2 separate regions of the Homo sapiens genome follow, and region 2 is linked to region 1. A link is an interaction called in ENCODE POLR2A ChIA-PET data of the cell type or tissue named here. Cell type or tissue: B cell. All regions are shown on one strand. Each heading gives the region's core, and the rest is flanking DNA. Links, peaks and the distances in the headings are about the cores only. Region 1 overlaps PLCG2 (phospholipase C gamma 2). Region 2 overlaps PLCG2 (phospholipase C gamma 2).

Region 1 (16,460 bases), core at 6,947-10,946:
TGTACCACTGCACCCCAGCCTCGGTGACAAAGTGAGACCCTGTCTCAAAAACAAAAAAAAAAAAAAAAAAAAAGAAAGAAAAAGAAAAGCTAACCAGAGATTCTATCTAACTTCTCCACTGTGGACTCTCCTCTTGCCAGCCACTGACAATAAGAATAAACTGCAAGATCTCTGAGCTCCTCCACAAACATCGTCACAGAACGCTCATCACTCACTTCCCCCATGCTCACACCCATGTAAAATCCGGCAGAATAATCCTTCAATGCCTTACTGGATCATAGGAACAACCAGAGATACGTTAGCAGCCTTCTCAATTTTCTTTTTGATTTTTTGCAAGTGCTTTCTATTTTTATGTAAGAATGCTGTAACCACAGGGGACTTCACAGGTTTGATCAGGAGGTAGCAGGGTAGCAGTCACGTAGCCAGGTATTAAATTACAGTATTGGCAGATGACCTGATACGCTGCTTGATGTCTGCTGCAAAGTGTGAGAAAAGGGACTTGGGTGAGGGCAGTGACAAGGTGATAATGGCTGAAGTCAGCTGATGATACATGGGGGTCTGTTACGCTATTCTCTCTACTTCTATATGCTTTACATTTTCTTTAATACAAAGGATTCAAAAATTAAGAAGTATTCCATGGCTATGCGTCAAAGTTGGGCAGAAAATCAAATCCTAGCTCTGCAGCTTACTACCCTGCAGTAAACAGGCCTTCAGCAAAGTAACCTCTCTGGACCTCAGTTTCTTAATCCCTAAAATGGCAATAACAACAGTAGCTCTTGCACAGGCCTCTAGGGGGGAATTAAATGTATACAAAACACATAGAGCAGGTTGGGCATGATGGCTCACACCTGTAATCCCAGCACCTTGGGAGGCCAAGGCGGGAGGATCACCTGAGGTCAGGAGTTCGAGACTAGCCTGGCCAACACGGTGAAACCCCGTTTCAATTAAAAATACAAAAATTAGCCAGGCGTGATGGTGCATGCCTGTAATCCCAGCTACTCAGAAGGCTGAGGCAGGAGAATCGCTTGAACCCGGAAGGAAGAGGTTGCAGTGAATCAAGATCGTGCCATTGCACTCCAGCCTGGGCAACAGAGAAAGACTCTGTCTCAAATAAAAAAAAAAAAAAAAAAAAAAAAAAAAACACATAGGATAGTGCCTAGCAAATAGTCCACCTGAGAAAATGTTGGCTATCATCTTTGTTAATGATACTGTTATTACAGCCTAGTTAGAGGTATATCCCCTCACCAGGGAGACACAAACGTGAGATTACATTTCTTATCCTCCTGCTGCTGCCAAACTTTTGGAAACTCTGAAGCTCGAGAGGTGGAACGTAGGCAGGTGGTTAGACACAAAGAGGAACTAGCAAGCTCACGATGGAAACCATTTGGCTGCTGATAAGCATGAACCCACTCCCTGGATTTAGTTCTGGGGATTATAAGTCACCATAAATAGCTCTGTCTCCTGCAGGAGCCTGAGAAATCCAGCTAGGCCCTCATTCCCCCCAAATCACAAAACAGGTACTTTTCTCTGCCCTGTGCTTCCAGCCAGGAACAGGAAGTAAACAATTTGCTAACAGGTTAGGGGATGGGCATTTACCTACACAACAGCAGTGAGGTTCTTAGAGCTGGCCAGAAGCCATCTACATAGCTTGGGACTTTGTTATTCAAATCTGTCACTAAATTAAATTTTTAAAATGCAGTGACCAAACTGGAGAGTTATACCCTCAAACAGTGGAGATGAGGGTTGCCAAAGCAAAACTTCTTTGGGGTCAGGTAAGCAACATAAATGAGCAGACAGAGCTGTATGGGGCTGGGTCAATACAGAGAAAGTGGACCGTTCCATGGCGAGATGTGACCCTATTTATAGCCAGATCTCGATTTTTTTCCTAAGGGAAGCCAAATATCTAGATTTTAATATATAATATAATCTCTCAAGTTTTAAATGTAGGCAATTAATTTTTAACATATTTAAACCATTAGATCAAGTACAACCAGGGGCAGGCTCAATGTGGCATTCTGGCCACCAGGGGTCAACCTTTGGTATCGGCAGAATCTTTGCCATACAAAGTTCCACACGGGGCAATCTAGGGCACCCCAGAGGGTTCTGACATTTTGTAAAACTCTGATTCCAATTTATGTTTCTCCCTCATAGACACAAACACACAGACTAGCCTTAATAAGAGCCATAATTAAAGTACAGGTTGAAATACCTCTCATGTGGAATGTTACCACAGTGGAAACCATCAATGAATGGGTTAATCTGGTAGCAGGTGAAACAGCTTTTGTGCAAATCTTCTTTTTTTAATTTTTAATATTATTTAATAATACAGACTAGGTCTCACTATGTTGCCCAGGCTAGTCTCAAACTCCTGAGCTCAAAGGATCCTCCTGCCTTGGCCTCCCAAAGTGGTGGGATTACAGGCGTGAGCTACTGCTCCCAGCCATGTGCAAATCTTATTTTCAAACTTTGCCTGACATCTGTCTGACAACACAGCATCTTGAAATTTCAAGGTAAACTATTATTAAAAAAAAAAAAACTGTTATTTGCAACTACTTATCTTGAGTAAATCGAGCTTTTCTCAATCCTGGTCAATTGCATAAGATGACAATCGTCACCATTCCAAATTTCATACGCACACTGTCATCATTATTCTATGACATGTTCTATGTTCAATGACACACGTCATTGTTCTCAAGGACTATTTTTAAAGTTACAGGTTTTAACCTTAAAAAGTATTCTGATAAGCTTTTATGAATCATGGTTTTTGTTGTGGTTGTTACAGTTTCCTGTCTAAAGGAGAGGGGATTAAAGAGTATTAAAAGTTTTATAACCATTGATCTCATTTAATACCTTCATTTTATAGAAAAGGCTAAGTGAGAGGACAGAGATGGCTTCCCCCAACATTACTTGGTCAGTTAGAGGTCAAGTGGGTCTAGAATCCAGTTCTCCCAACTCCCAAGCCTGCAATCTTTCTATTTCATTTGGCAAACAAATAACTAATTATTATATATGAGAAAAAATGAACACATTGCAATTCAATGATCCACTCTAAGAAATATGTTTTCCCCAAATCTGGGCAGATAGGAAATGGCCCTCCCATTTCTCTAACTCAGATACATCCAAAGTCCCACGGCCAGTGGTCACCCATCAGGTGGCCTCACTGTGTGGCCAGCCCACAGCTCTGCATGCAGAAAGCAATTAATGACTGTCTTCTAGGAACATTCATGCTCATCACTTAAAAATGCCTGTCTTCACAACTCCCAACCTCCCATTGCACAGAGGAGAAGACTGAGGCTAGGAGCAGTCAGTGGTTCATCCAAGATCATGCAGCTAACTGCAGAAACCACAGCCACCTGACTCCAAGTTCCAGGTACTCCCCAAGCCCTCACACCTTTCTCTGGGAACTCTTTTGCAGTCTGCAAAGCCCTTTCCTGACAGCAACAACAGCAGCCCCTACTTATTGAATGTGTGCCACCTACCAGGTACTGTGCTAGGTGCATCGCACAGAATAGTCTCAATTTTAAAACTTTATGCTCTATGGAACTTTTTATTGCAAAGGTAACATGTTACTTGGAACATATCACAGAAAATGAGCTGTGCAAAGAAAAGGTAACTATCCTTCCTGCCTATCTTCCCAACCCCTTCCAGCACACACACACAAAATCAACATTAAATGTGAGGTGCTTTCTTCCATACTCTCCCCTTGCTCATAAAAAGGAGCAAAAGGAGGATTATTGCATTCTCTGTTTTTGTGTTTGTTTTGAGATGGAGTCTCACTCTGTTGCCCAGGCTGGAGTGCAGTAGTGCAATCTCGGCTCACTGCAACCTCCGCCTCCCAGGTTCAAGTGATTCTCCTGCCTTACCCTCCCAAGTAGCTGGGATTACGGGTGCACACCACCATGCCTGGCTAATTTTTGTATTTTTAGTAGAGATGGGGTTTTGCCATGTTGACCAGGCTCATCTCAAACTCCTGACCTCAAATGATCCACCCGCCTGGGCTCCCAAAGTGCTGGGGTTACAGGCGTCAACCACTGCACCTGGCCTGTATTCTATGATTTTTAACAAAATAGCAGACCTGACTCCTGATGTAAATCTGCTGCTGGCTTTCATCACAAAATGTCACAAATATCATCTCAGATTAATGGAAAGAGAACTGACACATGCTTCTTAATCAGCTGCATAATGTCACATAATATGGATAGACCATAATTTACCCAGCAATTCCTCCATTGAGACATTCAGATGGTGCCCAGGTACTTTGCCAGCATAAGTAATGCTGCAATAAACAATCCGATAATATATTCTCAGGCCCCGATGTTTTCCCTTTCATAAAACAGAGTCCCCAGGATGCCACTGTCAGATCAAAACATACACCCTCTTAATTTTTAAATAGTCTATTATTTTAATCAAAAAATATGCCCTCATAAAAAATATGAATAAAAGTATATAAAGGGCTGGGCACAGTGGCTCACACCTGTAATCCCAGCACTTTAGGAAGTGGAGGCGGGCCGATCAGTTGAGGTTAGAAGTTCGAGACCTGCCCACCCAATGCGGCAAAACCCCATCTCTACTAAAAATACAAAATTAGCTGGGCGTGGTGGCGCACGTCTGCAATCCCAGCTACTGGGGAGGCTAAGGCACAAGAATCGCTTGAACCCGGGAGGCAAAGGTTGCAGTGAACCAAGATCACACCACTGCACTCCAGCCTGGGCAACAGAGTGAGACTCTATCTCAAAACAAACAAACAAACGTGTAAAAAGAAGAAACATATATATAATTCCTCAATCTGGAGATGGCTATTAATAATAACAGCCATTTGCTAAATTTCCTTTCAGAATGAAATAATGCAGTAGAGTGAGTTGCACTTTTTTAACAGACTCAGATCAAATTCCAATCAAACTTATGGCCATTCGCATTTCCACCAGGAAGGCATATGAACACCATTTCTCTACATTTTGCCCACAGCTCTGTCATGGTTAAAGAATTTTGCCAATCTAATGGATGAAAATGGTATGCTTTCATCATTCTCATTTATGTTTCCTTGACTAAAATGGAGATTCAACACTTCTTGTGGGTTTCTTAGGAACATGCCAGACTTGGAAATACATGGAAAACAGAAACATCACTTGATCACTTGCTCAAGAATCATCTTACCGATTTTTGCTGTTCAAACATAAGTTTTTTATAGAAGAGATGGAACTGTTCAAAGCTGAGCTCATCTTTGTGTGCTCCTATTTCCTGTAAATATGAAAAAAGTGACCACATGATTTTTGATGTCCACCGTAAGAATGGCTCCATGCTATTTATAGAATAATTTTTGTTTCAGAAATGGCATGCTATTTTATTGGCATGCTGAAGAGACAGCTATGACCACATTGTTTCAGTGTCATGGCTTTTGAAAGGAAAAAGTCATGCTATTTAACATGGCTTTTCTACAACATTGGCTAAAATCAAATTCATATTCCTCTGAATCAAAACCCTCCACACGTTCCCTAATCCCCCTGTCTGGGAAAACATACTCACAGAGACACCTACCAAGTAAGACCCTCCTTTGAGCCCCAAAAGGGAAGAGTCTCAGCCAGGTTTCCAAGAGACATGATGCGTAACTCCTCCTTTTTTGGGCAGAAAACACTCTCTTTGGACTTCCAACTTCAGACATATTTGTAGAGTACGTACATATAGGTCATTTTGTAAAGCATTGGGAGTCAGACAGAACTCAGCTCCAATTAATTGCTTTATGGCTTTGGGCAATTTCCTTGACCCTTTCAAACCCTCAGTTTTCTTTACCTGTAAAATGGGAGAACCACTACTATGCTCCTAGGGCTTCCCTGAAAGTGAACAACATACCTGCAAAACACCTGGTTCAGTAAATACTTGATAAAGAATTAAATGGCAACTGTGTAGCAATCAATGGTAAATGCTTCTCCCATCTCTCTCCTCTTCTGACCTACCCTTTTCTCTTTTTCTATTATTGGATTAATGTGGAATATTGGGGGCAGGTCAAAGGATGCTTGATAAGCAATAAAATGGGATAATTTTTCCAGGAGCTCATTAATACAAAAATGAAATGAGCTTTTTGCACTGAGGAACCTTGTAATGGAGCTGATATTGAAAATGGGCATTGGAGTCCTCCAACTGGGGCTGTTTGGATGCAGGGTTGCTCATTTCCTAAGAAGAATGAGTATTTCCCTGTAAGCAAAAATCGGTGCCCATTGTCTCCATCCTTGCCTCACCTGCTCTACTATATCCCATCACTCATGGAGTGGCTTTACTGCCCAGACCCACCAATAACTTGATTACACAACAAAATAAATTTAATGATGTATGGAAGGATGGATGGTTGGAGAAACAGAAGAAAAAAGAGCCAACTCTGACAGCTACACTACCAGGACTTGCATACAAAATGCCACGGTCCTGGTACCCTACACAAGGAATCTTTCATAATATTTTCCAAAAGACATACATGCATTCATTTCACTAGGGAAAAAATGGGCTGCAGTATGGTCAGGGAAATAGGGAAAGCTGGACTAATGGAAAACAGGTCTGAGGGTAGATGTTCCAAGTCCAAGAGCTCAGTAAACATGGTCTTTATTGATTACATTCTCTGCTAGGATTGAGACGATGGTCCTCAGATATGTCCATGATCCCTCTGTCTGAACTAAGATGTACTCTGGAGGCAAAGGATTTTCTTGTGCACTATTCCACGGAACTCAAAGGCAAGCCACGGCTTCATGAGAGAGGCTAAGTCACTCCGCATTCATAAAATTCCCAGGCTGAGCCATGAAACTTACCACAAACTTATCTTTAAGGAACTTGGCACTGCTCACTTTAAAGTTGATCAGGGGCAAGATGGTCTTCAACTCTCGGAGACTGATGCTGCAAAAGAGGGAGACCCAGTTCTGTCACCTTGAGGGTTTTCAACAGCACAGGATTTAGCTGCTCCCATCAGTTCCCACCTCAGGCAGCCCTCTATGAGAGAGCCTGGTCAACAGTTATTTATGGACCACTAACTGGGAACAAGACATTGAGTCAAGGTAAGGGTGACACTTCAATGAGCAAGGCTCAAGCAATGTCCATGGACATGGGTCACATAGCAGACTCACAGGGTAGGGTGATGCCCCAATAAGGAGGGCTGGTCTCCACCCTTCAGGTATGTCCAGGGACATAGGTCACATAAGAGATTTATAGCGTACAGTGATGCCCCAATGAGGAGGCACCTACACTGGAGATCCCCAGTATAGGGTGATGTCCCAGTGAGAAGGGCTGGTCTCCACCCTTCAGGAATGGTCATGGAGGAAGGTCTTGCAGGAGATTCAGTGTGGGCAGAAAATGATGTCAAATGACCAGATAATCTCAATACAAAATGCCACAGAAATGCCAAAGGCCCAATATAGGTGTTGACATGATGTGATTTCTGCCCAGGACTCTGAATGTCAAAGTGAAGAAATTCAATGAAGCCTGGGTAAACATCAGGAGTAACTATGACACTCTTCATGTAGCCAAATGCTTTGTCACCTAATTAGCGACACACATGAATGGATGAACAAGACTCCTACTGACTCTACCTGCCACCCAGAGGAACCAAAACCACAGGACGGGCTTGGCAGAATCAGCCAGGAAAGACCCAGCTGAATTTGACTCTAGTCTGACACTGTGAAGAGACAAGAGGGATGCAGAGTAAGTGGGGACCCCCTGCACCCCCAAAAATAAGTAAAAAAATAAAGGTTTCTTTTAATGCCACTGGGGTTCAGAGCAAGGCAAGGTCACTAAGGGCCAGGGAGGGGAAGTGGGAAGGAACAAGGCCTACATGAGCACCTACTGTGTGCCAGGCTGCCCTGGGGTCATCCAGGCATTAAAGTTGCCTAATTGTTCACCAGATTCTACCTTCTGCAAAGTACACATGGTTGACCCCCAGGGCTCAGAACAGCCAAGGGTGGGGTGTCACATGGGTACACAACTCAGGGCTTAGAGCTGGATGGCAGGCAGCAGAGCCTGGATTTGAATCAAATTCCAGTGCTCGGTCACAGGAATCTGCATGAGTGTTTCTTCGAAGCCACATAGTGAGGTTCAGCTGAAGCGGGAAGCGAGGGCCAGGCACGGTGGTGGCTCACGCCTGTAATCCCAGCACTTTGGGAGGCTGAGGCGGGCGGATCACGAGGTCAGAGGATCGAGACCATCCTGGCTAACACGGTGAAACCCCGTCTCTACTAAAAATACAAAAAAAATTAGCCAGGCATGGTAGCAGGCGCCTGTAGTCCCAGCTACTCAGGAGGCTGAGGCAGAAGAATGGCGTGAATTCGGGAGGCGGAGCTTGCAGTGAGCCGAGATCACGCCACTGCACTCCAGCCTGGGTGACAGAGCAAGACTCCATCTCCAAAAATAAAAAAGAAAAGGGAGGGAAGCAAGGGAGAACACGTCCCAGGCAAAAGGAGCAGCAGCAGCAGTAACAATAGTAACAAAAGCTGAAACTTCAATAGTGCTTATCAGGTGACAGGTGTTGTTCTAGGTGGTGCCTTATATGCACATTCACCTGTTTGATGTTTGAACAATTTTACAAGGCAGGTACCATGATCATCTCCATCTTCCAGGTGAGGAAACTGAGGCACCGATCAGTTTGGTACCTTATCTGTGCTAGCCTCAAACTCCAACCCAGTGTGCCCATAATGACCACACCTGACTGCCTCCAAGCGAGTAGCTCACACAAGAAGGAGAAGTGAAATTAGTGGGGTGGGTGGGTCAAGAATATGAGATCCAGACCCTTCTGGCTGGAGCCAAGTGTCCAGCAGAGCTGAGACAGAGTGGTCAAGAGAGGAAGCTCGCCCCACCTTGCAGGAGAAAACCACCTAGTTTCCCTGTACCATCCTCCCAGCTTCTGCTGTGGCATGCGGAAGGAAGTAGCGCGTCACTGCCCAGCCGCTGCCCTGGAGACGGTCCAGTGTGACTCTGGCCATCCTGTGTCCCCACCTCCAGCCTTTCCTCTGGTTCTAAGGGCCTCTGTAACAGCACAGACTTCAAATGACAAGATGCTCCCCACCCACTTACTGGTACCACAGGGACAGCACCCACGGCTTTCACAGACAGACCTTGAGGGCAGAAAAAGTCCCTGTTGGGCCAGCTGGGGCTGGCTGGGCACAGCGGCCAGCAGGCTAGGGAAGTTGCCCCAGGGGCTTGCAAGAACCTTTCTGCCTCAGCCCTGGGAGTGGTCCAAGGAACAGCTGGGCCAGGGCAGGATGAAGGTGGAGGAGCAGTGGGAACAGGCGCTACCAGAGCGGCAGCGAGAGGGGTCGTGGGGAGAGGAGCCAGATCATGCTGGTGCCCCAGTGGAGCCCATCCTGGGAGCAAGGGAGAGGCCAGTGTCCTCTCATGCTGGTGCCCAGTGGAGCCCATCCTGGGAGCAAGGGAGAGGCCAGCGTCCTCTCACGCTGGTGCCCCAGTGGAGCTCATCCTGGGAGCAAGGGAGAGGCCAGCATCCTCTCATGCTAGTGCCCCAGTGGAGCTCATCTTGGGAGCAAGGGAGAGGCCACGTCCTCTCATGCTGGTGCCCCAGTGGAGCTCATCCTGGGAGCAAGGGAGAGGCCAGCGTCCTCTCATGCTGGTGCCCCAGTGGAGACCATCCTGGGAGAAAGGGAGAGGCTAGCGTCCTCTCATGCTGGTGCCCCAGTGGAGCTCATCCTGGGAGCAAGGGAGAGGCCAGCGTCCTCTCATGCTGGTGCCCCAGTGGAGCTCAACCTGGGAGCAAGGGAGAGGCCAGCGTCCTCTCATGCTGGTGCCCCAGTGGAGCCCATCCTGGGAGAAAGGGAGAGGCTAGCATCCTCTCATGCTGGTGCCCCAGTGGAGCTCATCCTGGGAGCAAGGGAGAGGCCAGCGTCCTCTCATGCTGGTGCCCCAGTGGAGCTCATCCTGGGAGCAAGGGAGAGGCCAGCGTCCTCTCATGCTGGTGCCCCAGTTGGAGCTCACCCTGGGAGCAAGGGAGAGACCAGCATCCTCTCATGCTGGTGCCCAGTGGAGCCCATCCTGGGAGCAAGGGAGAGGCCAGCGTCCTCTCATGCTGGTGCCCCAGTGGAGCCCATCCTGGGAGAAAGGGAGAGGCCAGCGTCCTCTCACGCTGGTGCCCCAGTGGAGCCCATCCTGGGAGAAAGGGAGAGGCCAGCGTCCTCTCATGCTGGTGCCCCAGTGGAGCTCATCCTGGGAGCAAGGGAGAGGCCAGCGTCCTCTCATGCTGGTGCCCCAGTTGGAGCTCACCCTGGGAGCAAGGGAGAGGCCAGCGTCCTCTCATGCTGGTGCCCAGTGGAGCCCATCCTGGGAGCAAGGGAGAGGCCAGCGTCCTCTCACGCTGCTGCCCCAGTGGAGCTCATCCTGGGAGCAAGGGAGAGGCCAGCGTCCTCTCATGCTGGTGCCCCAGTGGAGCCCATCCTGGGAGCAAGGAAGAGGCCAGGGCCCCCCAGGAGCCCAGACAGCAGCAGGGCAAAGGAACCATCCCATGTCCAGGAACAGAGAGACTGAGGGGCCTGGGGTGCCAGAGCAGCTGCTCAAGAACAAGTGGAGAAAACCCAGGAACCAGGGGCTTGAGCATCCAAGCACCTGGGACATGGGAGCCCACCTGGTCCAAAGGCCTCCCCTTACAATGTAAACACTGGAGGCTGAGAGCTTCTTTGGGCTCCTAGCTCTGGGACAGCCTCACCCGCTTTCTCCCTAGGCGAGCCCCTCCCTCACTCCCACCTCTGGATGTGTGTGTGTCGTGCTGCACAGCCCGACCAAAACCAGCACAGGCAGGCTGAGCCCCCATCGCTGCAGGGGAGGAAGCCAACGGCTCAGCTTCACCCCTCTCTGCAACCTGCCATCCCCTACAGAGAGTGCCTCGCCCAGGTCAAAGCCCCTTCCAAGGCAGCCAGCTCTGACCCAGTCCACGCAAGGGAACAAAGGCCTGGCCCTCTAGTCTCAATTCAGGACAGCTCCACAGGCCATGCTCAGAGCTCCCCATCAGGTGTGCCCAGGCCATGGTTGTGACTCCCCAGCTGCCTGTTCCAGCTGCCTTCCTTCCCCCAGGGTGATGACCCTGCACTCCCTAGTAAGCCTCCTGCACACAAACCTGCGTCTCAGATCATGTTTCCTGGGAGCTCAACCTAGGGCTGTGGGTTAGGAAACAAGGGAATCCCTTTGGAGAAGGACGGCAACTATTCCCTGAATGAGTTACCAACAGCCCCTCCCTCTCCCATGGCAGACAGCACTGAACAATCACAGTGTCCTCCCTGCTCAGCCCGGGAGGCCCCCAGGGTTCTTCAACTCCCGCACCCAGGCAGCCATCACCAAACCATTAAGGATGGCAGCCCCGTGACACTTACCAGCCATGCTGAGGCTGGGCCGGCACCTCCACTGCCCCCGGCTCTTTTGTAGCAACAATGGCAATAAGAAACATTCGTCAAGTGTTTACCATGAGCCAGGCAGGTCCACGCACCCTTCACATATTAACTCCTGAAGCCTCACATCTGCCCTGGGAGGCGGGAACTATTATTTTATCTTTTACACATGAGGAAACTGAGGCCCACAGAAATTAAATCATTTACCCCAATTCACACAATGAGTTAGTGTGAGATCTGAGATTTAAACCTCAGCACCATCTGACAGAACTTTCAACAATGATGGAGACATCTGTGCTGTCTGAGGTAGTAGCTGCTAGCCACACGGGGCTGCTGAGCCCCTGAAATGCAGCTAGTTCCACTGAGGAGCTAAGTATTTTATTTCATTTTGTTTTGTTTTGTTGAAATGGCCACCTGTGGTGAGGGGTGCCCTGCTGGACAGCGCAGCCCCAGAGTTCTGCTTCTCTAAGTAGCTCCCAGACCAGCAGCATCTACATCACCTGGGGATTGGTTGAAATGCAAATTCTTGAGCCCTGCCCACCACCTACTCAATCAGCCACTGTGAGATGGAGCCCAGCAGCCTCCACTTTCACAAATCCTCCAGGGGATTCCGGTGCATGCTCAGATTTGAAAATTGCCCTCTAGACAGCCCTAATTTTCAACCCCAGCTTCACAGAAGAATCTTATTTAAAAAATTTGCAACGCCAGAGGCCATGCCCAGAACAGTAAAACCCGAATCACTACTGCCGTGGCTCTGCCAAAGCTTCCCCAGGTGACTCTAACATTCTGGAGTCTCAAATAGGAAGCCTATTTGCATTCACGCTGAATGAGATAAATGGACTCACCCACCTGCCTTCCACCTGCAACCCCCTCACCCTTTGCCACCTCCTGGTAGAGTAGTTCCTCTGTCCCTGCCAGGGCTAAAGGACAAAGGGAAGTGCACATTCTACTTATGCAAATCCAATGTTATACGCCAAGGGGGCAAGGGCAGAGGAGGGAAAGGAAGTAAGTGTTGGTGAGGATATGAAGAAAACAGAAACCTGTGCACTGCCTTGGGAAGGTGTAGCTGCTACAGAAAACAGTATAGCAATCCGGCAAAATAAATCCAGCAATTCAGCTTCTGGATATATACACAGCAATCCAGCAACTGATCCAGCAATTCAGCTTCTGGATATATACACAGAGGAATTTAAAGCAGAGACTCAAACAGATTTGTACACCCATGTTCGCAGCAGCACTATTCACAATTGCCAAAACGTGGAAGCAACTCAAGTGTCCATCGATGGAGAAGTAGATAAGCAAAATGTGGTCTATCTGTACAATGGAATATTATTCAGCCTTAAAAAGGAAGAAGATTCTAACACATGCTACAACACAGATGAAACTTGGAGACATTACACTAAGTGAAATAAGCCAGATACAAAAGGACAAATATTCTGCTAGTCCACTTATATGAGGTACCTGGAGCAATCCAATCCAGAGAGACAGACAGTAGAGTGGTGATTTCCAGGGGCTAAAGAGAGAATCAATGGGGAGTTACTGCTTAATGGCTGCAGAGCCTCAGTTTGAGATGATAAAAAGTTCTGGAGATGGATGGTGGTGACGGGAGCATGACAACATGATATACTTCATCCCACAGAAGTACATATCTAAGAACGGTTAAAATGATCAATGTTGTTCTATGTTTCATTGTTGTTACCACAATAAAACAAATTTTAACATTTGTTTTTAATTTTTTTTAATCATAAGGTGATTGGTCAGGGTGGGGAAGGGAAGATTTCTGCATTTCCCCCAGCTCTCAACAGCACAATTGTTTTTATTTTCGTTGTTTTTGGTTTTGTTTTGTTTTGTTTTTGTTTTTGAGATGGGATCTCACTCTGTTGCCCAGGCTGGAGCTCAGTGGCACAATCATGGTTCACTGCAGCCTTGACCTCCCTGGGCTCAGATGATCCTCCCACCTCAGCCTCTCAAGTAGCAGGACTACAAATGTGCACCACTACACCCAGCTAACTTTTTTGTACTTTCTGTATAGACAGGGTTTCCCCATGTTGCCCAAGCTGGTCTCCAACTCCTGAGCTCAAGCGATCCACCCGCCTTGGCCTCCCAAACTGTTAGGATTACAGGTGTCAGCCACCATGCTCGGCCAGTAGCACATTTAAAAAAAGAAAAAAGAAAAAAGGAAAAGCAACACCAGTGGGGAAAGTAAGTCTGCAAACCCTGGTGCCACCCCTGACAACCTGGGCTGCTTTAGTCAAGTCACTTAACCTCTCTGGGCCTCAGTGTCCTCACATAGAAAACGTGTCTGAGAGCACCTAGCTCAACCGTCAGCCAAGAGCATATCCTAAGGATGTAAAGTGCTTATTACAGCCACGGCTGCAAAGAAGGCTGTAAACAAATGCCCGCTGCTACCATTTGCCTCTAGAAAAGTCAAAAAATGAAACAGCGTGCTTGGGCCAAGCAAAACACCTAAGACTTGTCCATTGCCCGGGCTGGGCCAGCCCTGAGCCTGCCCCCTCTCGCCTTCAGTCTTTCCTCTGCCTCTGTGGCTCCTTTGTTTTCCTTCAGGAAACACGATTCGTCTCGTGGGTGACAGGAAAGGGAGGGAAATTGGCAGGACAGAAGTCAGTTGCTCTTTCATTGGCATCTTGGTCAAAGTTTCTTTTGCAAAGCTCCCTCCAGGCTTCCCAGAACCACAGGAAAGGTGGGATTTTCCACATGTTGACAGAGAGCAGGGCTCTGCCCACTGGGAGGGAGGTAGAGGAGAGGAAGCCGGTGAGCACACAGGGATGAACTCAGTCCAGAAACAGAAAAGTTTCTCTCTGCAGAGGGTCCTGGACCAGCCGATGGGAAGATGGATCTCTATGCAGGACTTGCCAGAATGCCTCCTGAGCAAGAGGGTGGTATCCATTTCTTGACCTCACAAACGAAGAGCCGACTTCAGAGCCAGATTGGCCATACCATACCAGCACCGCGTGGAGAGAGGCACTGAGGGTGGCTCCCTCTCTCAGCCCTGTGCCAATCTCAGCTATGAATCATCATAAGCCACAGAGAAAGAAAAGTCAGAAGAGGCATCACCTCCGAGGCTGAAAGAGACCAGTGTGTACCAAATCTTCCAACACAAGCACCTCATTTGATCCACCTCAGTAACACGAGAGGGTGGCCCAGCGTGGCGGAGCAGGCAGGGCATTTTGGATGAGAAGAAGAGGACGGAGAGAAAGGCAGGTGGACAGAAAAACATGGAGTGAGCTAATGGCTGACCTAACATTACTAGACTTTTAACCACTTCCTAGTTAATAGTTCCAAATCCTCCCATCGGGCATGTGAAGAAACCAGGGAAGCTCACCCAAACCCTGAAGCTAACAAGTAACAGAGGACACTGACCAGACACGAAGTCACCTTCAAGATGGAAAGATTTTCAGGAACAAAATAAGAGAGCTGACAGAGTTTAGTTATTGGATATTAACTAGGATAATGACACATCTAGATGGGATAATGACATATCCACATAGGATAATGACATAAATAAATCAAGAATGAATGAAAGGAATATTTTACCAAAAAAATAAGGTGCCTCACGTGAGGCTAACATGAGACAAGGACTGAAGAGCTCAATGCAATCCCTGGCATGCCAAATACACGGTTGTTCAATAAATGGTAGGGTTTGGTTTTGGTTTTGGTTTTGGTTTTTTTGGTTTTTTCTTGTCGTGGTGGGTTTTTTTGTTGTTTTTTGTTTGGTTGGTTTTGTTTTGCTTTTTTGAGACGGAGTCTTGCTCTGTCACCCAGGCCACAGTAGAGTGGCGCGATCTCGGCTCACTGCAACCTCCACCTCCCGGGTTCAAGCAATTCTCCTGCCTCAGCCTCCTGAGGCTGAGTAGCTGGGACTACAGGAGCGTGCTACCATGCCTGGCTAATTTTTTGTATTTTAGTAGAGACAGGGTTTTACCGTGTTGCCCAGGCTGGTCTCGAACTCCTGAGCTCAGGCAATCTGCCTGCCTCTGCCTCCCAAAGTGCTGGGAATATAGGTGTACACCACTGCGCCTGGCCAAATGGTAGTTTTTATCATTACATTATCAAGAGCTGAATCATACCTCAAAAACATAATGAATTAAAAATGCTCAACCTCACCCATAAAGAAAGCAAGTTTAAGCAAAAACACTTGGTTGCCTCGGTTGCAGATGAACAAAGATCAAAGTCTAATGGCACAATAAATCATCAGGAAAGGGTGCCCTCTTGCCCCACTGGTAGAAATATTATACAAATTGCTACCTCTCGCTATCAAACTATTAGACCAGCAAACGCTGTGCTGCTGGTATTCGTTTCTGAGAATTTACCCCACTCACAGCTCCCTCAAATGAGTTTACAGAAAGATAGACCCAAAGGTTTCCACAGCAGCATTAATCACAGTAATGATAAAGGATTGGGAGCAGCGCTCTGTGCATCAACACGGAAATGATTTCCGAAATGACAATGCATTAATCTAAAGAAAAACCAAAACTGCGTTTGCTTTTTTTAAAAAAAAATGTCTGGGTAAGACTTCACCTTTACAAAAAAAAAAAAAAATAATAATAATAATAATAATAATAATAATAGTAAATAAGCCAGGCATGGTGAAACACACCTGTAGTTCCCAGCTACTCAGGAGGCTGAGGCGGGAGGATCGTTTGAGCCCAGGACTTTACGGCTGCAGCGAGCTATGACTGTGCCACTGCCCTCCAGTCTGGGCAACAGACAGAGACCCTGCCTCTAAAAAATAATAATAATAGTCCGTCATAGAGCTTTGTGCAGGACTGATAGGGAGCTTCTCCAAGAGGTACTTTTAAGTGAAAAAGTCAAGTAAACTGAATATACGTTATCACATCACCCAACACATCTCTACCAGCCCTTAGAACCACCTGGTGGCCGGGCGCGGTGGCTCATGCCTGTAATCCCAGGACTTTGGGAGGCCAAGGTGGGCGGATCACAAGGTCAGGAGTTCAAGACCATCCTGCCGAACATGGTGAAACCCTGTCTCTACTAAAAATACAAAAAAAATTAGCCGGGCATGGTGGCGGGTGCCTGTAGTCCTAGGTACTTGGGAGGCTGAGGCAGGAGAATGGCATGAAC
Region 2 (13,179 bases), core at 5,855-9,854, 50 kb before region 1:
CCGCTGGGCGGTTTGCCCACAGTCCCTTGCCAAAGGGACTTCTGACAGTCTCTTAAGACAAGAGCCTTCGAAATTCAGAGAACTGCCTGTCAGAGGCATAGAAAGGCATGAGGCCATCTCACACAGAATGGAAAACCGTGATTTGGAGTAGTCACCTGGGCTCCAGCCACAACTCCAAAAATGTTGTTAGTCACCCACCCAGTGCGCACCAGGATGTTGACCAAGGCAGGGACAGGAGCCCAGTGAGGGAACGCCAGTGTGCCTGGAAGAGACCTCAACTCTGTGCCACTTCGAGTGGAGGGACTTCGGCAAAGCCGAGCCTCTGAACTGGGAGAAGCAGACGGACAACACTGTGGTTGCCCAACTGGGTCTGGGAGCCTCCAAGGGGAAGCATCAGAGGCTGCAGTAGGAACAGCAATGTCAGCAAGGAGGCCAAACAGGGCAATTCTACGCCCCCACTCCAGCTCAATGGGTAACTCGGCTGCATCTTTGATTCTGTGGAATCTAGGTATGAATTGGTTTGCAATGAGGTTCTCCTGATTTTAAGAAAAAGTTTGATAATCCCTGGATTAAGGCATCTTGCAAGAGGACAGGGAAGGACTTAGCAGATGAATGGAGTTAAGAGTGTAAGCTCTGGAGTCAAAAGGCCTGGCGGTTCAAATCTCAGCCTGCTATGTGGCCCTGGACAAGTGACTGCACTTCTGAAGGCTTCAGTTTCCTCATCGGTAAAATGCAGGTAACAACAGAACCAACCTTTTACAGTCATCATGTAGACTCAGTTATTTCAAATGAAGTGAGTTATTTCAAACGTGCTTAAAACAGTGCTTGACACATAGAAGCACTCCATGCATGCTGCTATTCAGATTCCTAAGCCAGGTCCAGTTATCTTGTGGGAGGCAGAAATGCCAGTCTATGAGGTGCTTAAACCAGTGCTCACTATTATGAGCAAGTTCTTATTGCTCTCAGACAGAAGTCACCCCACAAAACCACTTCCCCAGAAACCTATCAGTGGGCAGTGAATTTTTCTTCTAAGGTTAAAAAGCGAAGTGGTAACTAAACCCTAGCATACCCAGGTACCTTTGCACGAAAAACGTATTGTCTTCAATTCAGGATGTGGCCATTGCACACAGCACGGGACTATGGAACAGCATACGAATTTGAATTGGAAATAACACACAGTCTTGTGTATTGGAAAGCGCCTGCACTATTTAGTATTTAGTATTTATTTGTGTGACTTGGAAAGTCTCATTTGCCGCATCTTTTGTCACAGGGAGTAATGAAGATTTGGTTGAAGATTTGGTTAGACAATGCATGGAAAGCAATTAGCAGACTGCTTGCCACTTAGAAAGACTTCAATAAATGGTAGCTGCTGTTGTAATTATAATAATATACAATATATGATATGATATGTCGATACCTGTTAATATTGTTGTTTATCCATTTTCTCAAATAGAGCATGCACCAAGCCACCTTCCTAAGAAGGGACTTAACACAAGAGGTCAAAGCCAGCCCAGGATGACAAAGGGGGTCAGACTTGGCCAGCACCTGAGTCTTATCACCAAGAAGGGACAAGTCAAGCCCACCTGCCGAGCAGCCCAGCCTCCACTCAGCCTTACCAGCCCCCGGGCTCCTTGGAGACATTGTGGATGAGGGCACCACGGCAGAAGCTCAGCTCATCGCTTCGCTTGGCTTTGTAGTCATACAGAGCTTTCACGGTTCTCTGAGGCTTTCAGGGAAAACAAGAAGGAAAAGGTCAGGCCAGGGACAGGAGGGGAGGGAGGCGGCTGCGTTCCCAGGTACCATTTGGTTCTTCTCATTGGGGAGCAGGAGGCTTCAGGCCAAGGTTACAAAGTCATCTGCTGGAGAGGGACTGGCATTGCAAAGGATCGAAGGCCCCAAAAAGCCACCAGGGAGTGAAGGAGAACTGGCCTAGTCAGAGCCAAGGGTACCTGGGTTGGGGTTAAGGGTTAGGGGTTAGGAGTTAGGGTTTGGGGCTAGGGTTTAGCGCTGGGGTTAGGGTTAGGCTTAGGGTTAGGGTGGGAGTGACCCTATATTGTAGTGACACAATATTGCTCAATTTCCTCAACAAAGAAAGGACATGCCTTTTAGATTAAGCCAAGACTGTCATCACAGTGCCGGTGCTCAGCAAGCCTCCCAGAAGCTCAAGGGCAACCCCATTCTTCCTGCCTGTCCTGAGGGCCTCATTGCTCTGTTTTTGTAGGTCAGCAGTCCCCTATCTACACTCCTGCAGGACCCTGACATTTTGCAAGAGTAACTGAGCTTCTCCTCCATGAAATTCATCAAAAGGTGGTCTCTGTTCACAGAACTAAATAAGATAGAACTTCCTTGGTTAGAAATTTTCTTCAATGAATTTGCTTTCATGCTTTCTGCCTGGCGGGCATAAATGAACACCCACACGGCAAGCAAATGTTAGTGGGAAAAGCTCTGACGTTGTCAAACCTGTTTAAATGAGCAGCTTCCTTCTCCTCCCACCCAAAGGAAATGGGAACAGGAATTTCACAGGGAACCTAGTAAAATTTTTCCTCAGAACACAGGCTACAGAGTCAGATATGTAGGTTCAAATCATTGCTCTGCCCTTGAATAATGATATAAGTTTGAGTCTCTCTGATCCTCAGTTCCCCCGTCTGTGAAATGGGAATTAAATTTTTATATATTTCACAGGGTTGTTAAGACTACTAAATGAGATCATGTGTATAATGATAAAACTGACAACAGCTTGCACTTCTTAAGTGCTAACTATAGTATCGCTAAAGCATTATTCCAAGCCTTAAGGTATCTCCTTTAATCCTTAAGCAACCATAACAGGTAAGTAGTTATATGAGTATGCCCATTTTGCAGATGAGAAAACTGAGATGCAGAGAGAGAAAGTAATTTGCCCCACATCGACCAGCTGTTTTAAGTGGCTCAGCCCAGAACTGGATCCATCAATGTGAGTTAGTGCCATAGTGCATGATGTTTCATAAGAAGCAATGTGGGTTCTAGGAGCTCTGCCACAGGGATCTGCAGCTGGAGGCCAGAGGCTAAGCAGTACCCTTGCCTTTCTCTCCCCCACCTGCAAACAGAGCAGCCTCTACTTGCGTATCCTGCTTCAAGGGTGGATATAAGGACCAGCCAGTCTCCAAGGCCACAGGAAGGAAAAGTCATCAGTTAGAGAGGTGACTGTTCTCATCGCCAAAACATCCTTCACTACTAACAAAAGTTTTTGCTACTAAGGTCTCTTAATGCATTTCACACACAGCTCAATTTGCCCACAACTTTTCAAGATTTCATTTCTTTCTGAAACAGATCTGCATTGGCCATGGATTATAAATTTTTGAAAAAGAAAGTCATCTCTGGATTTCAACAGAGCCCACAAGCAGGGCCCCTTCCTAAGTGAGCGTTGTACACTAATTGTGTGCCACATGGCCCCCAAACAGAAAATTCGCTGTGGTTCTTCCTCTGCCGGCTCAAACTAAATTTGAGATGAAAGCATGGCAAGGAGGAGCCGAGGGCTGAAAGTAAAATCCATCCCTACCTGCATGAAATTACACAACAGAGTCAGGGTGGGAATATGAGATAGCATTTGCACTGCAAGGAGGTCAGTGAACCAAATGGAATTTATAAACACCACAGGCTCTGTCAGCGAGCCAAAAACATTTGAAAGACTTTTCATTAGAAGCCATTTGGCCCAAAGGTGGTTCGTCAAACCTCAGAATTTTAGCAAAACACTGTTGCATTTGGATGGAATTCTATTAACATTTTCCCTGAAACTAGGCTTGATATTATCAATCATCCTTTCTTCTCAAAAAAAAAAAAAAATTATTTTGGCCAGGTTTTCCAAAGTCTTCCCTTGCCCTGTTATAACTGCCATGGGAACAAGATGGAATCCACATCAGCCTCGTGACTCCAAAATCATGTGAATTGGAGGTTCGGCACCGTACCATGGACGGATTGATTTCACTGGGATCCACATACATTCTGCTGACGTCGTAGAGGGAGTTTATATCTCTTTCCTGGAAAAAAAAAGAAAGAAAGAAATGGAATAATCCATGCTCCTGGAATAGCCCTTACATATAACAAGGGTTCTAGGCTTCCTTATGGTTACCTATCCTTTGATAGAGGAGTTGAAACCTCATAGAATTTTCTTTTGGCCCATGAGTAGACACAGGAAGAAGCTATAAAGAAGGTCCCCAGACTTGGAAACTAACCCAAAATCAGAGAGGCCCTGTCCTGGCCTGCTGCGTGCCAGGCACTGCGTTCCTTTGTAAAAGCACAAATCCTAAGATGCGATGGTGTGCTGGAGTGACCTCCCGGCTCACAAAAGCCCACTGTGTACATCACTTCCTGACTCCACGTTCCAGGTTCAACGACAGCACATCAACAACTTGAAACTGACCTCCATGGAAGTATTTACACCATGGAAACTGGCAAATGCTACAAACCAGTGCCTTCCCCCTACCCCGCTGAGAGCTGTTTGAACATTTACTAGCACACCACTGACAAGATCCACCCCCACCACCTCTCTGTTCCTCTCTAACTCTTCTTTCTGTTCCTCATGTCACCTTAGGGCTTGTGATGTGGCCACTCCTGTACCTAGAGTCACCCCTTCATTCACTTCTCCCCAGATCCCATTCACTGCTATCTTCCATGTTTCGGCTCACATTTCTCCCCTTTTAAGGTGGCCTTCTCTGATCTCCACTCCCACAGCCTAAGGTAGTGTCCACCCCTTTTCACACTATCCTGTTTTCTTTGCTTTATTATATTTCATGCTACCTGAAAACATCTTAATTGTGTATATTATCTGTCTCTCCTCTCCAGAACCTAAATTTCCCAAAGCAGATTTTGTTCCACAGTACTCCTAGTATCTAGAACAGTCCTTGGCACATGATCGGGATGCCATAAATCTCTCTTCAATAAATTAATGATCTATGTGGTAGGAATGGAGACAAAGTAACCACATCAGGTCTCTCCTGCACCCAGAACTCTCCAATGACTCAGAGAAAAAGCCAGGGCCTTACAATGGCCTATGAGCCCCTGCATGATAAGTCACCTGTGAACCCTCATCCTTATTTAGCTCTACCCCCACCTGGGCTGGCTTGATTCCGGCCATGCTGACTTCCTCTTGGTGCCTCCAGGCAGGCTTCTACCTCAGGACCTTTGCGCATGCTATCCTCTCTTCCTCCAGAACATACCCACATGGCTCATTCCTTTTCAGTGAGATCTTCCTAGACCACCCTCTGAAAACTTCAACCCCTTCCCCATCACTCTGTATCCTCTTATCCACCTGCCCAGTGTTTTTCTCCATAGCACTCATCACCATCTGGCACATGCTATGGATATTTTAAATGTCATTTGTTGCATCTCCCCAACACTACACTATAAGCAGCACAACGGCAGGGTCTTTGTTGTGCTCAATTTGTATCCCCAGGACCTACAGCAGTATCAGATACATGGTGAATACTCAGAGGTTTGCTGAATTCATGAACAGATGAGTTACAACCTCAGACAAGAAATCCCACCAAATCACAAGGGAGTCCACCACCTACCATATTGTAGCGCTCCAGGAGCTCGGGGGTCACGGGGTAGCGCAGTCTCATCTTTCGGTAGAGTGAATGCTTCTCGTAGTAACTGACGAGCTCCACCAGACTCTCAAAATAGGCGGAGGTCCCCAGCACAAAGTGCCGGCCGTCCCGGTTGATGCGACAATGCTTTACCTTGCCCCTAGCCCTGGAGCAGGAAGAACACAGGGTTGACATGCCAAGATCCTGGTGGCCAAACAATTTTTACACAAACCCTACTGATTAGATACAACCTAGTTATCCAGCCTTAGAGAAGTGGGTAAATAAACAGGGTATAGTCCTCCTATGGAATACAAGACAATAAGAAAACAATGATGTGGGTATTTTCAAAACAGATCTAGAAGAATCTGTGTCTCAGAAGAAATATGGCCGAGTGACTCAACAGCTCCTCTTACCCTTCCTCTCCTCCCCAACTACAGGACTTGACTTTAGGAGCTTCCTAGGGAACTAGGTCAAGAGTAGGCCAAATGTGTCCCACCACCTGCTTTTATAAATAAAGCTTTATTGAAACACAGCTACAGTTCATTTGTTTATACATTGTCTGGGACTGTTTTCACACTGTAACAGCAGAGTTGTGTAGCTGCAACAGAGACCATATGGCCTGCAAAACCTAAAATATTCACTCTGTGGTCCTTCACAGAAAATGTTTGCCAATCCCCCCCACCTCAAAATTATTAAATCTTGTCTTCGGTGACTCAACTAGCAAAACAGTGACTTTTTTTAAAAAAAAAAAGAAACAAGTCTTTCATTCCTTCATCTGTTTGAAACATGAAGCAGAAAAAATCCAAAACAGAAGAGCCTCCTTGGTTTTATTAGCTTTTATCAGCAAGACAGAAACATCTGGAAAAATATTTTTGACCCTAAGTTTACAGCCAAGAGGGTCTTTTTAAAAATGTCTACCCCAAATAGCCAAAGCAATTTTGAGCAAAAATAACAAAGCTGCAGATAGCACACTATCTTACTTCAAAATATACTACAAAGCTATAGTAATAAAAATAGCACAACAGTGGCATAAAAACAGACACACAGACCAGTGGAACAGAATAGATAGCCAAGAAATAAATCCATGCATTTACAGTCAACTGATCTTCAATAAAGATGTCTAGAACACACCAGGGGGAAAGGACAGTCTGTTAAATAAGTAGGGTTGGGAAACCTAGATTTAAAAAAATTAAAAGAATTTTGAAATAAATTCCTATATAGAAATAATAGCAATTTCGAAAGAAGAAAACTAGACCATTATCTCACACCATAAACAAAAAAAGCAGCTCAAAATGGATTAAAGACTTAAACATAAGACCTGAAACTGTAAAACTACTAGAAGAAAACAGAGAGGAAAACCTCCGTAGCATTGGTCTGGGCAATTATTTTTCAGATATGACCCCAAAAGCACAGGCAACAAAAGTGAAAGTGGATAAATGGGATTTTATCAAACTAAGAGGCTTCTACATAGCCAAGGAAAGAATCAACAGAGTAAATAAACAACCTACAGAATGGGAAAAACATCTGCAAACTGAACATCTGGTAAGGGGTCAATATCCAAAATATATAAGGAAGTCAAACAGCTCAATAGTAAGAAAATAAATGACCCAATTTAAAAATGGACAAAGGCCGGGCGTGGTGGCTCACACCTGTAATTCCAGCACTTTGGGAGGCCAAGGCAGGCAGATCACTTGAGGTCAGGAGTTCGATACCAGCCTGGCCAACATGGTGAAACCCCGTCTCTACTAAAAATACAAAAAATTAGCTGGGCGCAGTGGCGGGCACCTGTAGTCCCAGCTACTCGGGAGGCTGAGGCAAGAGAATGGCGTGAACCCAGGAGGCGGAGCTTGCAGTGAGCTGAGATCACACCACTGCACTCCAGCCTGGGCAACAGAGCAAGACTCCATCTCAAAAAATAAAAAATTTTAAAAAATGGACAAAGGATCTGAATAGACATTTCTCAAAGGAAGATACATAAATGGCCAACAGTTACGTAAAAAATGTTCAGCATCACTAATCATCAGATAAATGCAAATTAAAACCACTATGAGATGTCACCTCACACCTGTTAGAATGGCTATTAGCTAAAGGAGAAGTGCTGGTGGGGATGTGGAGAAAAGGGGACCCCTGCACCTGGTGGGTGGGACTGTAAATTAGCATAGCCACTATGGAAAACAGTACAGAGGTTCCTCAAAAAATTAAAAATAGAACACCATGGGATCTAGCAATCCCACTTCTCGGTATATATCTGAAGGAAAGGAAATCAATATGTCAAAGAGAAAGCTGCACTCCCATGTTCATAGCACCATTCACCATAGCCAAGGTGTAGAATCAGCCTGCCCATCAACAGATAAATGGATAAAGAAAATGTGGTACATTTACATAATGGAATACCATTTGCTTTAAAAAAAAAAAAAAAAAAGGAAAGCCTGTCATTTGCAACAGCATGGATGAACCTGGAGGACATTGTGCTGTGTGAAATAAACCAGGCACAGAAAAACAAATACCACAGGATCTCATACGTGAAACCTAAAAAGGTTTAAACTCACGGAAGTGGAGAGTAGAATGGTGGTTACCAGGGTCCGGGGCAGGGGGAGGTAGGGAGTGTTGGGGATATGTTGGTCAAAGGATACAAAATTTCAGTTAGACAAGAGGAGTAAGTGCAAGAGATCTATGGTACAGCATAGGGACTATAGTCAATAACAAAGTCCTGGCCGGGCGTGGTGGCTCACACCTGTAATCCCAGCACTTTGGGAGGCCAAGGAGGGTGGATCACCAGAGGTCAGCAGTTCGATACCAGCCTGGCCAACATGGTGAAACCCCACCTTTACCAAAAATACAAAACTTAGCCAGGCATGGTGGTGCATGCCTGTAATCCCAGCTACTCAGGAGCCTGAGGCAGGAGACTCCCTTGAACCCAGGAGGTGCAGGTTGCAGTGAGCCAAGATCACGCCCCTGCACTCCAGACTGGGCAACAGAGCAAGACTCCATTTCAAAAAAAAAATATGTCCTGTATTCTTGAAAATTGCTGAGGGTAGACTTTAAGTCTCACCACACACAAAAAAAAAATGGTTAAGTGTGTGTATATGTTATTATCTCAATTTAGCCATTTCACCATGTATACATATTTCAAAACACCATGTTGTACATGATACATATAAACAACTTTTATTTGTCAATTAAATAAATTAGGAAAAGCATCTAGAGGCATCGTTTCTATGGGCATACTGCTCATTTAACAATTTTGCATGGCAGGGAAAAAAATCAAGAAAAGGCATTTTTTGCACTATAGAGAGACTTTTTGTTTTAAAATATTTATTTTTTTCTTTTTTTAAAAAACGTTGTTTTTTTTCTTTTTTTAAAAAAGGATTTCCAGTCTTTTGAAAAAAAAAATATATTGCTTTAAGCGATTTCGTCAAAAAGTCCTGTAAAAACAAAATGCTAGAAGACTTCTGCTTCAGTGGTTTATTTCCAGTGATATTTTATTAAATATTTATTCCTTCTAAAAAAACAGAGGAAAGAAAAGAAACACTGCTGAGTAGAAAAGCTGCAGAATGTTCCCATTTGTATTTTCTAAAAATAGAATGAAAATACCCAGACACAAAATGGCACCATATATTTTCCATAGATACAGACATGTATAAATATGTACATATTTTTTAAATGTCTGGATGGACACACCAGCTAGAAAACTGTGCTTTCTACCAGGACCTCTCTACTGAGATTAGAAGGACCACAGGGGGCTTTAGCCTTCACTGTAATGTCTTAATTTTTTATAGAGAGAATATCCTCCTGCAATATTCATGTAATTAAAAATTAATTTTAAAACTTTTTATAAGAGCTCCTCAGGGCAGGCAGGGGGGCTCTGGGGTGCCGAGGTACAGAGCCAAGGTCAGGTTCCGGCTCCTTCCACAGGGGACCCCTAAGCCTCAGCTTCCCGATCCACAGCATCGGGGATCCACAACCCGTCGCATGGGGAGCATTAGGATCATCGTCTATTAGCTTATTCAGGGTAAGCTGTCGGCACAGTGTCTGGCACTCAGGCAGGACTCAGTAAGTGAATGGTTTGGAAAACATAAATGAAATCAACCCACAACTAACTTCCCTGGGAGAAAAGAGAATCAGAAGGGGAGATGGGAACAGGTCTGGAATACGAGTTGCATCTTCCATCCTCCTGGAGCGTGGATGCCACGGCCACAGCCTGAGGTCTCAGCTTCACTGCCCAAGAGATGCCTTCCACCAATCACAGCCGGGCAACAACTCAACACTTCCTTTGTGGATTTGAAAGCAGGTGTTTCTCCTCTACTGGGGAAATCTATCCAGAAGTTCATTACACATCCCCAGAGCCCAGAACAGTGCCTGGCACAGGAGAGGCACTTTACAAATATGTAGAGGGCAAGGAGAAGTTGCTGCAGACCTGTGTTCCCCTACTGCCTGGTCCAAATTCCCCATCCGTTTCCCTGGAGAGCTACTCACCCTCCACCACCCTGCCTGACCAATCCCTTTGTAGCACTCATCACAAAATACTACACTGATTTCCTTATGTGCTCAAACCTCCTCAGTGCTTCTCAGTGAAGGACAGTGACGCTTCACCCCATACCCTGACCAGAGAGGGTTTGAAAAAGTGTGTGTCCTGGGGCAGGGATGTTATTTTTGATTGTTACAATGACTTAGGGTCCCAGACAGACATGCAGTGGGTAGAGACCAGGGAAGTTCAACATCCAAATACAACAGGATCAGTCCTCACACCCCAACTCTTTGAGAAACACTGTGTGGACTGAGCTTCCCTGACAGTGGGCCATGGGGTGAGGTGGGGAGCGGCCATCCTTGCTGATTGATTCACTGAGCCAGCATTCACCAACCACCAACTACATCCCAGCCAATGTTACATAAGCAGGAACAGGTCAAAAGCAAGAAACACTTGGAGTAAGGCGATGTCTCTCATCCCTGCCAGACCATTAGCCTGAGAGAGCAAGGACTGGGCTGTTTTTATCACTCCTGCATCTCTGGAGCCCAGCACAGGGCCCGGCACACAGTAGGTGCTCACCAAACATCTATTAACTTCTAAAAAATAAAAACTTCCATTCTCAAGACACCTCCAATCTCATGGGGAAGACAAGCTCACAAACTGAATGGGGCGTGTATGTAAGTCAGGCAATCAACCTGAGGACCCACCCAACCTCTTCATTCACGCGGTCCCATTGAAGTGACCCCAACCCCATCCCCAGATGGCCTGTCAGAATCATGCCACCTGGCTCAGGGAGGGGGCCATCCTTTCTGCCGGACACTGTCCTGGCAGCCCAAGGTACAGCCACCTGAGACAGAAGCTGATGGAGAGTAACGCCAGCATGCACATACAGGTGGCATCCTGACCATCATCAGGTGAGGCCCCGATCCGGTTGTGTCAGAGCTGTCTCACCGCTTGGGCACCTCAGTTTCAGCCAGTTGGGTTTAGTTGCCATCATTTGCACAGGATGACAGCACAGTGGGAGTGCCAACACCCCACCTGGGGCCTGGCACACAGCAGGTTTTCAATCCGTGTGCAGCGGACTGAACACACCTCCTCCCCATCCAGGCTGAGGAGGTACCACTAAGAGGCTTAGGGGAAAGAGCAAAGGGCAGAGGCACCAATGCTGAGAAGCCCAGGTCACCCTCTTGGGAACAGAGAGTACAGAAAAGCCATGCTGGTGGGAGGCTGCTCTCTGGCTGGAGCCAGTACACAGTAGGTCCTCAGTAAACTATAGTGATAATGACCGTCACCACGGTCCCCAGGGAGGTGGCTCAGGCATAGTGGTGCAGGCAAGGAGGAAGGGAAATCCAAACGCCCAGGGGGCAGCCTGGCAGGGTCACCAGGGGATGGGATCAGGGCAGAGGGAATGGGGAGAGGAGTGGACAGGGGCAAACCACACACCCCACAGTAGCTGCCATGCAGCCAGCACCACCGCGCCCATGTGGAAACACAGGCCCAGAGCATCCACTGCCTCCCATTTTTCACAAGAAGCAATCTGAGTTTTTCAGTGAAATTTCTCAGTTTTTCACATCAGTGTACAAAAGACGCCCACAGGCCTCTGGCTGGAGATTTGGCCCCCAGGCCTCTGGCTAGAGACTCTGGAGTGAAGAGCTTAGGCTTTGGAGACGGACAGGCCTGCATCTGAACCTCAAACTCAGTTGACTATGAGGCTGTGTGACTCCAGGCAGGTCACTTAACCTCTCTGGTCCTGTTTCCTCCCTTGCAATAACTAGACCTACCTCTCACAGGCTGTAGCAAAGGATTCAATCAGATGAGGCCTTGAAGGCAGTCCAGTGTCTAGAACACGGTTAGGAACTCAACATATAGCAGACTGTTACCACCGTAAGAACATGCAGGGAAACCCTGGGGCTGGGGAGATGGAGGGACAGTAGGCTACACGGAGTCTGAGTCACTCCTCGGCTCCTTGTCATTAGTGGAAGTGGGAGAATCTGGCGTTTTGGGGTAACATTAGAGAACCACAGGCCTAGAGGTGGTTGGGCAGCAGCTGCAGTTGGGAGGAAACCAGATCTATATCATCACAGGCCTGGGCTGCCTGGGCTGTCTGGGCTCGAATCCCAGCCCCACCACTTAGTGGCTGCATGCTTCAGCAAGTTACTTAATCTTGCTGTGCCTCAGTTTCCTCCTCTGAGAAACACGGATCATGGTCATGTCAACCCCACAGAGTTACTGGAAGCCAAAGTGAGTTACTACAGAACATCCTGCCCTGGAGAACGCAGACTGTGCCTGGCACGCAGGAGCGCACATTCTCGCAGCGGCTTTTGCTGTGGTGGTTGTTGTTGTCGCTGATGCTGGGGGGGCAGGGCACTGCAGGTGAGCCTCCACCTGAAGTTCCCCCTTGTCTCTCCGCATCTGTCCTTGCCAAGCCCCTCTGTAGAGCATGTGCCTCCCACCCTCGCACCCACCTGAAGGTGATGGCATAGGAGTCGCTCCCCTCTCGCTTCCGGATCAGGAAGGCCCCGTCCCGGGGAATCCTCATCAGCATGTCCTCTGCCTCTCCGCGGCTCAGGCTGTCATAGTACCACCTGCGGCACAGGGCCAGGGAAAACGACCAGGTGAGCGGTCTCCAGGCTGTCAGTGGGCCACCCGCAGAGGACAAGATAATGGCACCAGTGACACCTGGAACCTGGCCCTGGAAACGACCATGGAAATCACACAGTGGGCTTCCCCAGACAAAGGCACCTCAGCAAAGAGAATTTGTGAAAAGAATAGTGGAAGACCCCAGGGGTCTGTTTCAAGCCCAAAATAATACATTGGGCCGAGCACAGTGGTTCACACCTGAAATCCCAGCACTTTGGGAGGCTGAGGCAGGAGGATCACTTGGGGTCAGGAGTTTGAGACCAGCCTGGCCAACACAATGAGACCCCCATCTCTATAAAAAATAAAATAGCCTGGGCACAGTGGCTCACGCCTGTAATCCCAGCACTTTGGGAGGCCAAGGCAGGTGGATCGCGAGAAGCCAGGAGTTCAAGACCAGCCTGACCAACATGGCGAAACTCTGTCTCTACTAAAAATACAAAAATTGGGCCAGGCGTGGTGGCTCACGCCTGTAATCCCAGCACTTTGGGAGGTTGAGGCGGGTGGATCATG

What was found. ChIA-PET counts read pairs that join two places held together with the same protein. Peaks named below come from ENCODE experiments on the same cell type or tissue, not always from the same donor. Only the 100,000 strongest peaks of a DNase experiment are listed, where the experiment ranks them.
Region 2: POLR2A ChIA-PET joins it to region 1 with 5 read pairs; 2 of 35 experiments call an interaction of 5 or more read pairs at or near these places.

What each region holds. Positions count from the first base shown.
Region 1 is chr16:81,859,630-81,876,089 of GRCh38, reverse strand. It overlaps PLCG2 (phospholipase C gamma 2), which reads right to left. Exons shown (of 33, transcript NM_002661.5): 6 at 6,792-6,876; 7 at 5,155-5,238. Among named protein-coding and RNA genes, the nearest start is that of PLCG2, 89 kb to the right of the region's middle. In B cell, for the core only: no CTCF peak of the experiment used is centred there; DNase peaks (open chromatin) are centred at 7,564, 8,619 and 8,949; H3K27ac peaks cover 3,000 bases.
Region 2 is chr16:81,912,032-81,925,210 of GRCh38, reverse strand. It overlaps PLCG2 (phospholipase C gamma 2), which reads right to left. Exons shown (of 33, transcript NM_002661.5): 19 at 12,495-12,614; 20 at 5,547-5,727; 21 at 3,942-4,013; 22 at 1,617-1,726. Among named protein-coding and RNA genes, the nearest start is that of SDR42E1, 93 kb to the left of the region's middle. RefSeq lists an enhancer at 11,900-12,399. In B cell, for the core only: no CTCF peak of the experiment used is centred there; a DNase peak (open chromatin) is centred at 7,650; H3K27ac peaks cover 2,277 bases.